Linked DNA regions of Mus musculus: region 2 is linked to region 1. A link is a loop called in an ENCODE intact Hi-C map of the cell type or tissue named here. Cell type or tissue: gastrocnemius. All regions are shown on one strand. Region 1 overlaps Dock4 (dedicator of cytokinesis 4). Region 2 overlaps Dock4 (dedicator of cytokinesis 4).

Region 1 (5,000 bases):
ACTCACTTTCATGAGCTGCTGTGCTGGAGAATGCCCCACTTTTAAAAGAATTTCATGTATGAAAATGAAGAAGAGTATCCCTTCTCTACCACAATGATGCTGTGCACGATGTGAATACATGCTGCATTATCTAAATGTCTTCACGATCAGATCAAATCTGAGTAAGCGGGCGTTGACAGTTAAAGAAGCATATTCATTTTTCCCCACAGAGTTTCTTAGATCCTTGAATTAGGTGATGATAGCACACAAACTGAAAAACATACAGCATCTACTGTCTCAAAGCCCCTCCCTCATGCAATATTCCAAAACAATGCTCTCTGGGGTAAAATTTGAAGAAAAATATAACATGCTTGAATCAATAAGGCACAATGCAATATTTAACAATTTATATTGGAAAAGATAAAATTCTATTTGAGGGTGAGATCAAGGGGGCAGGAGAATAATTCTAAACCCCTTAGCTTCTTGGATACAAATTTAATTCCAGACAGAAAACAGTACTGAACCATACAGAAACCCCTTGGGTATCATTCCCAAGAGTCACAAGTCTGCAACTTACCAATTCGGATAATGTGCACGGTAATGTAGATGTCCTTCCTGAGTTCACTGCTACCCAAGTCCTACCGAGAAACAAAGCCTGGTTATTTTAGAGTTCCTATGCTGTGCAGCAAAGCTCAAGCGCTTCTCCATTCTCCCATGAACAAGGACAAAGATACACAGAGCAATGGAACAAGGTCAGAAGGACGGTGTTCAAACCCAGGTCTAAATAACTCACTGCTGCTGATTGGTCGGTATGAAAAAAAAAAAAAAGCTTAGGAAGAAAGACAATTAATTGTTGATCAAATCTCTTACTCACCCATTTTCAAACACTTAAGAACCATGGGTTAGATAGCCAATGCCTTGCTAGGCCCAGGTACCACTGTTCTTGTGAAACAGTCACCCAGGGTCACCGGTACTCTAACAGGTGTCTTAACCAGACTAAAAATCTCAGTGAAGGGAGCAAGGCAACTGTGATTGCTGTTAATCAGAATTCTAACCACTACAGTAATCTCTGCGTTATTTGAGTCATTTACGCAGAGTCATGGGTTTCTCTATCAATAACCTAATTCTCCTAAGCAAGGAACACAGGACCCCACTTACCACAAAGAGAGAACAGTGTCTTTCAGGCTTATCCGGGGCTTTGGGAAGCCCATTTCTATTCAGTCTCAAGAAAAATCTCTCACTATAAGAGAAAGACAGTCAGACACTTAGAATATTATTTCATAGTTAGCCTTTACTAATTGTTCAGCATCTGAAAGCTTGGCATTGGAAAGCACTGAATACAACAAGCATGGGCTTCATTTCTGATAGAACTGGCAAAGCAGTATCTGCATAAATGCATATGCAAAAAACCCCAAAAACCAACCTTTCCAGCAATAGGCTGGTTTCCTGTCAGTAGCACCACTGCTATTATTCCATACAGTAGAAACCAACACATGATTTGAGGTAGCAGAGCCCAATCCTCCCTATGTTTACATCTAAGATGTTTTAATAATTCATGTCATGTTGCTTAATGTAACAATAAAAATGGCTTTATAGTTCTTGGTCTTTGTGTTTATGCTTCAAAACACAGCTAAAGTGTCAAGGGATAAGACTTGAATTTACTTGGGTCTACAGATAAACAGAAGATCTCAAACTCTTCACTGAGCCTGTATTTGATAATACAGTGTCACTCATGTTTATAGCAAACACAAATTACTCACTCTGTCAACCAGCCAGTAATTTAAGGCCAGAAATGTTGCCAGATTCAAGGTAATTTATGAAACACTTACTGACATTCAAACATCACAATGGTTGTCCACCCAAGAAATATCAAGGCATTCACTATCTCCAGCTTTAAATCCCCCACTGAATTTCAATTTCTAGTGGAAGAATCAAGTAAGTGGCTGCCCCAGGCAGAGAACACAAAGCCAATATCCACTGAATGTGAAATGATAATATGTGGTCTTGGCTACTGCAGGGTTAGCCTAGGAGAGAAGCAGGGAAATGTGGTATCTGGCATTATTAGTATAAGGTTCAGAACCTATCACATTACATTCATCACCATATCCTTGCCTTAAATAATGATTCTAATATTCAAATACTACCAGGAGGAGAATGAGAACCTTGGGTTTCAAATTATAAAGGCCTTACCACACTTCTGTTCCCTTTTGTGATATAAATCTAGATGGAGGCATTTAACAGATGCAGCTGCCTGGCTAACCTCATCATTTTCTCATACTATGGCTATTCATGACCTCTCATATGAGAGGGCAACCAACACACATCACTCTACTGGGCCATTTCCATTCCTCTGAGCCCAGCTTCTTCCACAGAGCAGGGGGCTGATACAGCAGAGAAATTGCTGCAAGGTTTCAACTGAAACCACAATTTCCAAGTGAGTCTGAAATGCATGTTGGGAAGAACAAACACAATGAAGCATGCAACGTGAACTCAGTCTTCTCCAATGCTCAGCTACGATACTTTCCTTTCAAAAGGACTAGACACTTTCTTCATGGTAAAAGCACATTCATTTTTATTTCAAACTTAAGATCTGATCAAAGGAAGTACATGCAGATTTATCTCAGAACAAGGGAATTCCAGCTCAAATAGTCACACTACTGGTTGACCCTTTGAACAATCATCCTTTAACAGGCACTCTGCTAAGCTCTTCATTTGGCCTGACTCCTTTGATACTCACCATGCCCTCAGGAAAAAGAACTGTATCTGGTATGTTTGTTGAAAATCTTCACTCCTTATTTGACTACTAAAGTCAAATTACTGTTCTGTTCTACACAGATATGGAGTGAAGAGTTCCTTAGTATGAGGAGAAATGGACAGGTATGGTGTTGAGCACTTGTGAGGCTGAGGCCGGAGGATTGACATGAGTTGGAGGACAGCTTGGCCTTCATAATAAGCCCTGTCTTGAAAATCCACACAGAAAAAGGCACAGACATCTGTGTATTTGGTACATTCACGTGGCACTAATGTCAAACAGGACCCGGAGGTTTCAAACTAACTTTTACCATGCCTTCTATGTGCCACCAAGAACAAAGAAAGCACTAATCTTGGTTAAGCAGGCTGCAAAGGAGTTCTTAGTTGAAATTTGTTCCCTGACAAGTTAGTTTGTTTTTCACAGTGAAAATATGAGTAGGGACATGAATTCTACGAAAATTCTATTAAACAAAGACAAAACTTGCTAAAAATGTAAATATGTGATTTTTATTTAGTCAAAACTGCTAAAGTTTAAGCAGTCTTAGGGTATAAATGATGAAGTTACTTAGTTTCTCACTGATACATCACTACTGTGCAGTTACTAATTATAATACCTTAGCACACAACACAAGCGGGACAAGTGCCCTCCCCGGTCTCTGTTGCAAATAGTGTCTCATGTCATAATGTGAATAGCCTTCCCTGTGAAGGTCCTCTTTATTTTCACACTACCTTACGACTTATCGGCTGAAAAATCAATAAAACTAATACACAAAAATTCAGACATTTTTACATATTAAAACCTCAACTTTAATCCTGTTATTTAAAGAAAAACATTCACTATCTGTAAGTTTCATCAGTGTTTGGATAAAAACCATCTTCTAAAGAATTCTGTTTCAGGAAGAGATGCTTTTTGCTCTGTCACTATTTAATTTCACCGGTCTAGACAGAATCCTGATTATGCAAGTATTATACTATATCATATCCTGTTCCAGAAAGAACATCAATACATACTAAGCCAGCAACATATCCTTCAGCTTAAGCATGCCTTAGAGGGAAGATAAAAATAGGTTCAAAATGGATACCATGAAGCAATAAGTCATTTGCAATTTATTAAAAACCAGACAGAAAATCTCCATGTCCAATAAAAGACAGTCTATTCATTTATGACATGGTGCTGTTTTACAAAATGTGTTTCCTTTCAGCTTTAGTGATACATCAACTACTTACTCAACAAATAGTTTTAGGAAAAAAATTACCTTCAGTAATGCAATTCAGAGTCTTTGAACTATAATTCCCTATTCTCACATTTAGAGATTATCATAACATATGTTTTCTGAGCCAGGATAGAAACCAAACAAGCCAAAGCCAGTTCGTTCTAGCATATCTGTAAGTCTCGAGACAGTCTCATATAAAGGTTATTGGCCACACACAAATGGATTTCTGCCATGCTGCCTCAGGCAAGCTTCTACTGCAGTTCTCTAGGATGTGTGAGAGATTCTAGTTTATAAACTCGTAAGTGTTTTTTGAGGGATGTGCATGCCTCGTTAAGGAATTTCCATTCTTTTCTGCCTCAGAAAGGTTGTGTGTCTGACTTATTACAACAACGAGCAACTAGAACTAGGTTTATAATTAGCAACATGCACATCTTCAGCTTCTACGAATGACGTGGCAGTCTTTGATTAGACCAAACAACTCTTGGATTATTTGGTTTCTGTTGTTTCTTCACGACAGGGTTTCTCTGTGTAACTGCCCTGGCTGTTCTAAAACTTGCTTTGTAGATCAGGCTGGCCTCAAATTCACAGATATCTGCCTGCCTCTGCCTCCCAGGTGCTGGGATTAATAACATCCACCACCATGCCTGGCAAGCTAAGCAGCCTTCTTAAGGCAAAACAAAACTAAAATTTTCCCATAGCTGGAAGCTTTAATCCCTTTCCAACATTTCCTCTTTCCCTAAAAGTCTTGAAAACTGAATTTCCAGTAGGAATGCATACAGAATTTCCCAGCAACAGTTCAATTGATGGTACTTCATGACCAGTGGTCAAGAGTCACCTCATTAATGCATGGTAGCTCTGAATTCTAGATCTTCTGGATAACTTCATTTACTCCTGTTTTCATGCACATTTTACATCTTTATTACATGAAATGGGATAGATAAAACATAGTGTGATACAGTATTTAAGAGGTAAACATAATTCAAAAAAAAGACAATAAGAACAACTACAGTGACACAATGTTTTCTAATGCTTTCTTCTTAAAAGATTAAACAAAAG
Region 2 (5,000 bases), 85 kb after region 1:
GAATTAATCCAGAACAACACAACGGTAGCCCCTGGGAACCTGACAGACATGCTGATTCACAGGGAAACTTGGCCAGGAACCAACAGTTGAAGGTCTTCTCTAGCTTGTACACGCACATATGCATAGACTTCTGCACACATGGGTTGGGTACATCATCCTAACACACATCCACACATCTGAACACACACACAAATAAATGTTTAAAAAATTAAATATGACCATATTGATGAACACTTTATACGTGATGAGACTATACACCACAATTGAAAGCTAGGAATTAGCACACTGTTAAAAAAATGAAGAGCTTAATATGAAGAAATGCATATCACATATTTTAAAAATTGAATTTAACATGGTAACATCAACCACAAGAAAGCTGTAATTGCTTTATTAATTTTTAGACAACTAACCATCAATATAGGCAAAGATCATTACCCAGTGATAAACAGTCAATTAATCAAGAAGACCTAACCATCTTAAGCATCTCTTTTATCAAATAACAGCACTAAAATATATCCAATTATATCTGTATCGAATTTGTGTGCTGCTGAAGAGTGATTCTACAAGTCCAGAGACTTAAATATAAAGTGTAATGGGCCGTGAGTATAGATCAGTGGTAGAGTCAGGAGTAAGGCTACATTCAAGTCCTAGCATGCACACCGTAGGAAAAGACTCTGTCTTAGTTACTCTTCTCTTGCTGTGATAAAACAACATGAGCAAGGGAGTAACAGTCAATCATGGTACAGAGGCATGGCAGAGAATGGCAGGCATGGTGGCAAGAGCAGGAAGTTGAGAGCTCCTATTTCAAACAGAAGCACAGGCAAGAGACTGCTATGTTGAAGAGGTGGAAGGCTTTTCTTGTGAAAGCCAGCTCTCTGAGACTACTTCCTCCATCAAGGCTGGACCACCCAGAACTCCCCAAACAGCACCACTAACTGGGAAATAAGTGTTCCAAAGCCTGAGGCTACAGATGATATTTTTCATTCAAATGATCACTGGCTCATTACTAATTTTACAACCACTTTACATGACAAAATCCCCCAAGGCTTCATTTCTATAGCTCAGGCCATAGCTAGGTACAAGTAAACTAGGTACCAAGTATAAGGATGGAAAAGTATCTATCTACCTCAACACCTAGCCCGTTGATTGGTACAAAGCAGACACTAAAACCCTCATTTCTCTCTTCTTGCCTATGTCTGTTGACAGACAACTCTGAAACAAGGAATTCAGCATCACAAATAGCATGGAGCATTTCCCCCAGGCTTTAAAGATGGCCCTGCCAGAAGACTTTAAAACACTGCTCCCTTTGGACCTGTCTTGGTTTACCTTGGATTTTGGCATGTCTCTTCCAGTAGGTTGTAGTGAAAGTTGTAATGTTATTCAATCTAAGGTCATTGCATTCACTCTCTCGATTTTAAATGGACTGTATACAACCTAAACAATCCAAAGTATGAAATTGTTCACTTACCAACCTTTGCAGTACCCTGTCTAACCCACTTACATGAAATGAACATTATACTAGTCACTAAGTATTTTGGTTCTTTGATTTCTGTTAGTTCTATGTAGTGTCATATAGTCAGTCAATTAGAAAGAGTAAAGGGAGTCATTGATACAAATCTCAACTGTAGTCTTAATAACTTATCTTTCCTATGTATGTGTATAGGTTGTTTGCCTGCATTTATGTCTGTGTAGAAGTGCATGCATGGGTCCTGTGAAGGCCAGGTAAGTGCATGAGATTACTCAGGAATGGGAGTTAAAGGAGTTTGTGAGCAACCATGTGGGTACTGGGAATTGAACCTGGGTCCTCTGGAAGAGCAGTCAATTCTCTTAACCACTGAGTTACATCCCTAGTCCCCCAGTCACATATATGTTAGATCTCATGGGCAAGTCAGTGGAAAGGAAGAACTCTAGCTCCTGAACAATATCCTCGCACCCTTCAGCATTAAGAAAATTGCTGATAGAGTATGGACTTGTCAGGCATCAATGGGAGAAGAGGCTAGATGCCCCAGTTTAGGGGAATGCAAGACTAGGGAGTTGGGAGTGAGGGGGGTGGGTGGTGGCACATCCTCAGAGAAATAGGAGGAGGGAGGGCGGATAGGGAGTTTCCTCAGGGGAGCATGGGGAAAGAGGTTAACATTTCAAATATAAATAAATAAAATATCCAATAAAAAAAGGAAAAGAAAATTGGTGATTTGGGTTTTGTTGTTTGTTTGGTTGTTTTACTTAAAAGTATACGTTATATTTTATACTGTGAAAATGTCTGGTAATGCTGCCAAACCGCCCATCTATATACTGTCTCGTTTACATATTTTTAAAGTGATACTCTTACAATTGTCACATTATATGTACAAATCGATGAATTATAAAAATATTGTGTGATCTGGCAATATAGCCTATCAGGCGCACAGTCCTAAAAGTGAGTGCAACCATAAAAAAAAAAAAACCAAAAAACAAAAAACAAAAAACACCTGGGTAAGACTCCCCTGACTATCACATGAGCCCAGAACCTACTGTTGCGCAATACAGGGATTCACAGAATTTACTCACACAGAGTAGGTGAGACACTGAAGAAGCACAGTCCAGGGTCAGCATCTACTACAACCGTGGAAGGTAGGCTAGTGGCAAGATGGTGTGAAAGGCCTTCACGGTTCTACACACACATCAGTCATTCTTTGTACACAAAGAATGACCAATGACACTAAATTACAGATTCTTTTCAAGTGACTTCGTTCATTGATAAGAAGAAAAGCAAGGCAGATTGAAAGATTTAGGTGACACCTATAGTGCTAATTTTTGCAATGAGATCTCTAAGAATGATTGCAGTGATTTCAGAGAAGCCATTAATAGGTCAAAGAGAGACCAGAGAAAAGAATGACATTTTCTAATAATAAAAAATTTCATTTGCTCTTGGCTGCAAATATTTTTTTCAATAAAAGCCCAGGACCATGAGAAAAAGAATCTTTGTAGCTATATGGAACAATTCTATAATACATGATGATTTTATATAACTATGAAAAATATTCTAGCATTTTCTAAAAACACCAGAGAAAATAATTTTTGATCTTCCCAACACTATTCTAATTTACTTCCTAATTTAATTAAAACCTTGAAATAAACAGCTTGACAGGTATCTTTTATTATAGATCTGTGTTTCTAGGTATTTATGTATTGAGATATACATAGCTAGATGTACACATGTATACATGTAAACATATTACATACACAGGCACACATACAGACATATGCACACACAAGAGACACAACCACACAGACACACATGCATACACACAGACACTCACACACACAGCACAGCACACAGACACATACACACATAAGCACACATATGCTACCTATTCAAATCCTAAATGTCTTTTTTTCAAGAGCCATATAAATACAAGTAACATTATATTTGGTAAAATTGCAGGGTTTCGTTCAACATTCCTTTCTATTTTCTCTTCTTTTGGACAAATAATACAGTACAGATGTCTGGTGCTGGGTTTCATGGCAACTCACAGGAAGGAATGGTGAGACCTTTGCTGAGTCAGACTGCTTCCTGAACACCCATTTGCCGCCACCTGGATCTCTACACTCTTTTGTAACGTCTTAGACACAACCCTGAAGTATAATACAGACCTCTGGTGCTTGCTCCTCACCCACAGTAAAGCTAGAGGAAGAAGAACTTGTGCAGCCCACCCCTTGCCCCACCCTCCTTTGATGTGTCCCTGCATTTATCCCTATCCCTCCCTAACACAACTGTCACACTCTCAGTTCTGCCTCACAGCATCCTCATAGTCCTTCTACAAACTGAGGCTCAAGAAAATTCGTATGATTCACATCAAATATAGTTAATTTGTTTTGAAATTAACTGACAGAATACCCATAGGATTTCAATTTTTAGTTTTGCTGCTAATTAATCAAATCCAAAAATATTTTTTTTAATGAAGAAGCCAGTTAAATGCTGTACTTCACTCTACTCAGTATTTATTCATTTTAAGTATTATTACTTTAAAGTGCTCAAATATACTGTGGCTCAATTCTCTTAAAGCCTAGAGCTAATAAAAGCACTGACTCTTTCGGCCTAGGCATCAGTCAGGAAAGGTTATGGCAGGCCATAAAGCTTACTAATTATAGTACAATATTTGGCCACGTGTAAGACCCCAGGGTGCTGTTTATATCCAACTCTTCAGATCAGGTTCAAAGGTTTGAAGTTCAAGAGGAGGACAGGAAATGTACCAGAGCCTTCAGTGCAGGAGACCACATCACACCAAGACACAGGCAAGCAAAGGATGTCTTTGGCCACCTCATTTCATGCTTCACTGGGTATGCACAGCTTTACCAAGGCTTCTTTATTTTTAAAAAGCCATGGCACTCACCCCTTGTTTCTACAGAGGATTAGACATAGCTCTGCTCCTTCTCAGCCCAATGAAGGGACCATCCAGTTTAATTATAAAAAGTCACAAAGTCCTGTGATGTCATAATTAATTAAACAACAAAGGGCTCTTTCCAAATATCTATCGATGTTCGAGGTTTTCTTCTGAAAGTGACTTGCAGAGGTGCTTGTATTTCCCTCTCAGTGGAATGGATGCTGGATCCCAAGGCCTGCCCGACTTTAGCTCCGGCAGAAGAGTCTTCATCAGTGCCATAGCCTCAGGCACTGAGCCCAGCGGTTGGGCTGAGGCCTACCTCAAGTCCACAGGAAATAGCAGAGATGCATGGGCTGTCAGAGATGTCAGAGGCAGAGGAAAATCACCTCCGTGGAAACTGAGTTACTAGAGAGGGACTCAGAAACGGACACCCCAGCTTCTCTGGCTCCCCTATGTGGTGGCTCAGAGCATGTCCTACCTAGCTGGCACTTGTCTGAGGAAAGCAGAGACTGGACCACATATTTGTTTGTTTATTTGAAAGAGTTGGGCAGAACAAAACAGGCATTCCACGGCAGAACTGGCTCAAAAATTAAGAATTTGTTCAGCAATGGGCTTGGAACTTCAAAGCCATGGTGT

The links. A loop is a pair of places that touch in the nucleus more often than their neighbours do. Peaks named below come from ENCODE experiments on the same cell type or tissue, not always from the same donor. Only the 100,000 strongest peaks of a DNase experiment are listed, where the experiment ranks them.
Region 2: a loop joins it to region 1, with 2.3 times the contacts of the local background. A loop is called at or near these places in 3 of 42 quality-filtered maps.

The regions. Positions count from the first base shown.
Region 1 is chr12:40,664,625-40,669,624 of GRCm38, reverse strand. It overlaps Dock4 (dedicator of cytokinesis 4), which reads right to left. Exons shown (of 53, transcript NM_172803.2): 9 at 1,138-1,219; 10 at 557-617. Among named protein-coding and RNA genes, the nearest start is that of Dock4, 220 kb to the right of the region's middle. In gastrocnemius, no CTCF peak of the experiment used is centred here; no DNase peak of the experiment used is centred here; H3K27ac peaks cover 1,252 bases.
Region 2 is chr12:40,579,766-40,584,765 of GRCm38, reverse strand. All of the region lies in intron 1 of Dock4 (dedicator of cytokinesis 4), which reads right to left. Among named protein-coding and RNA genes, the nearest start is that of Dock4, 140 kb to the right of the region's middle. In gastrocnemius, no CTCF peak of the experiment used is centred here; no DNase peak of the experiment used is centred here; H3K4me3 peaks cover 359 bases; H3K27ac peaks cover 3,032 bases.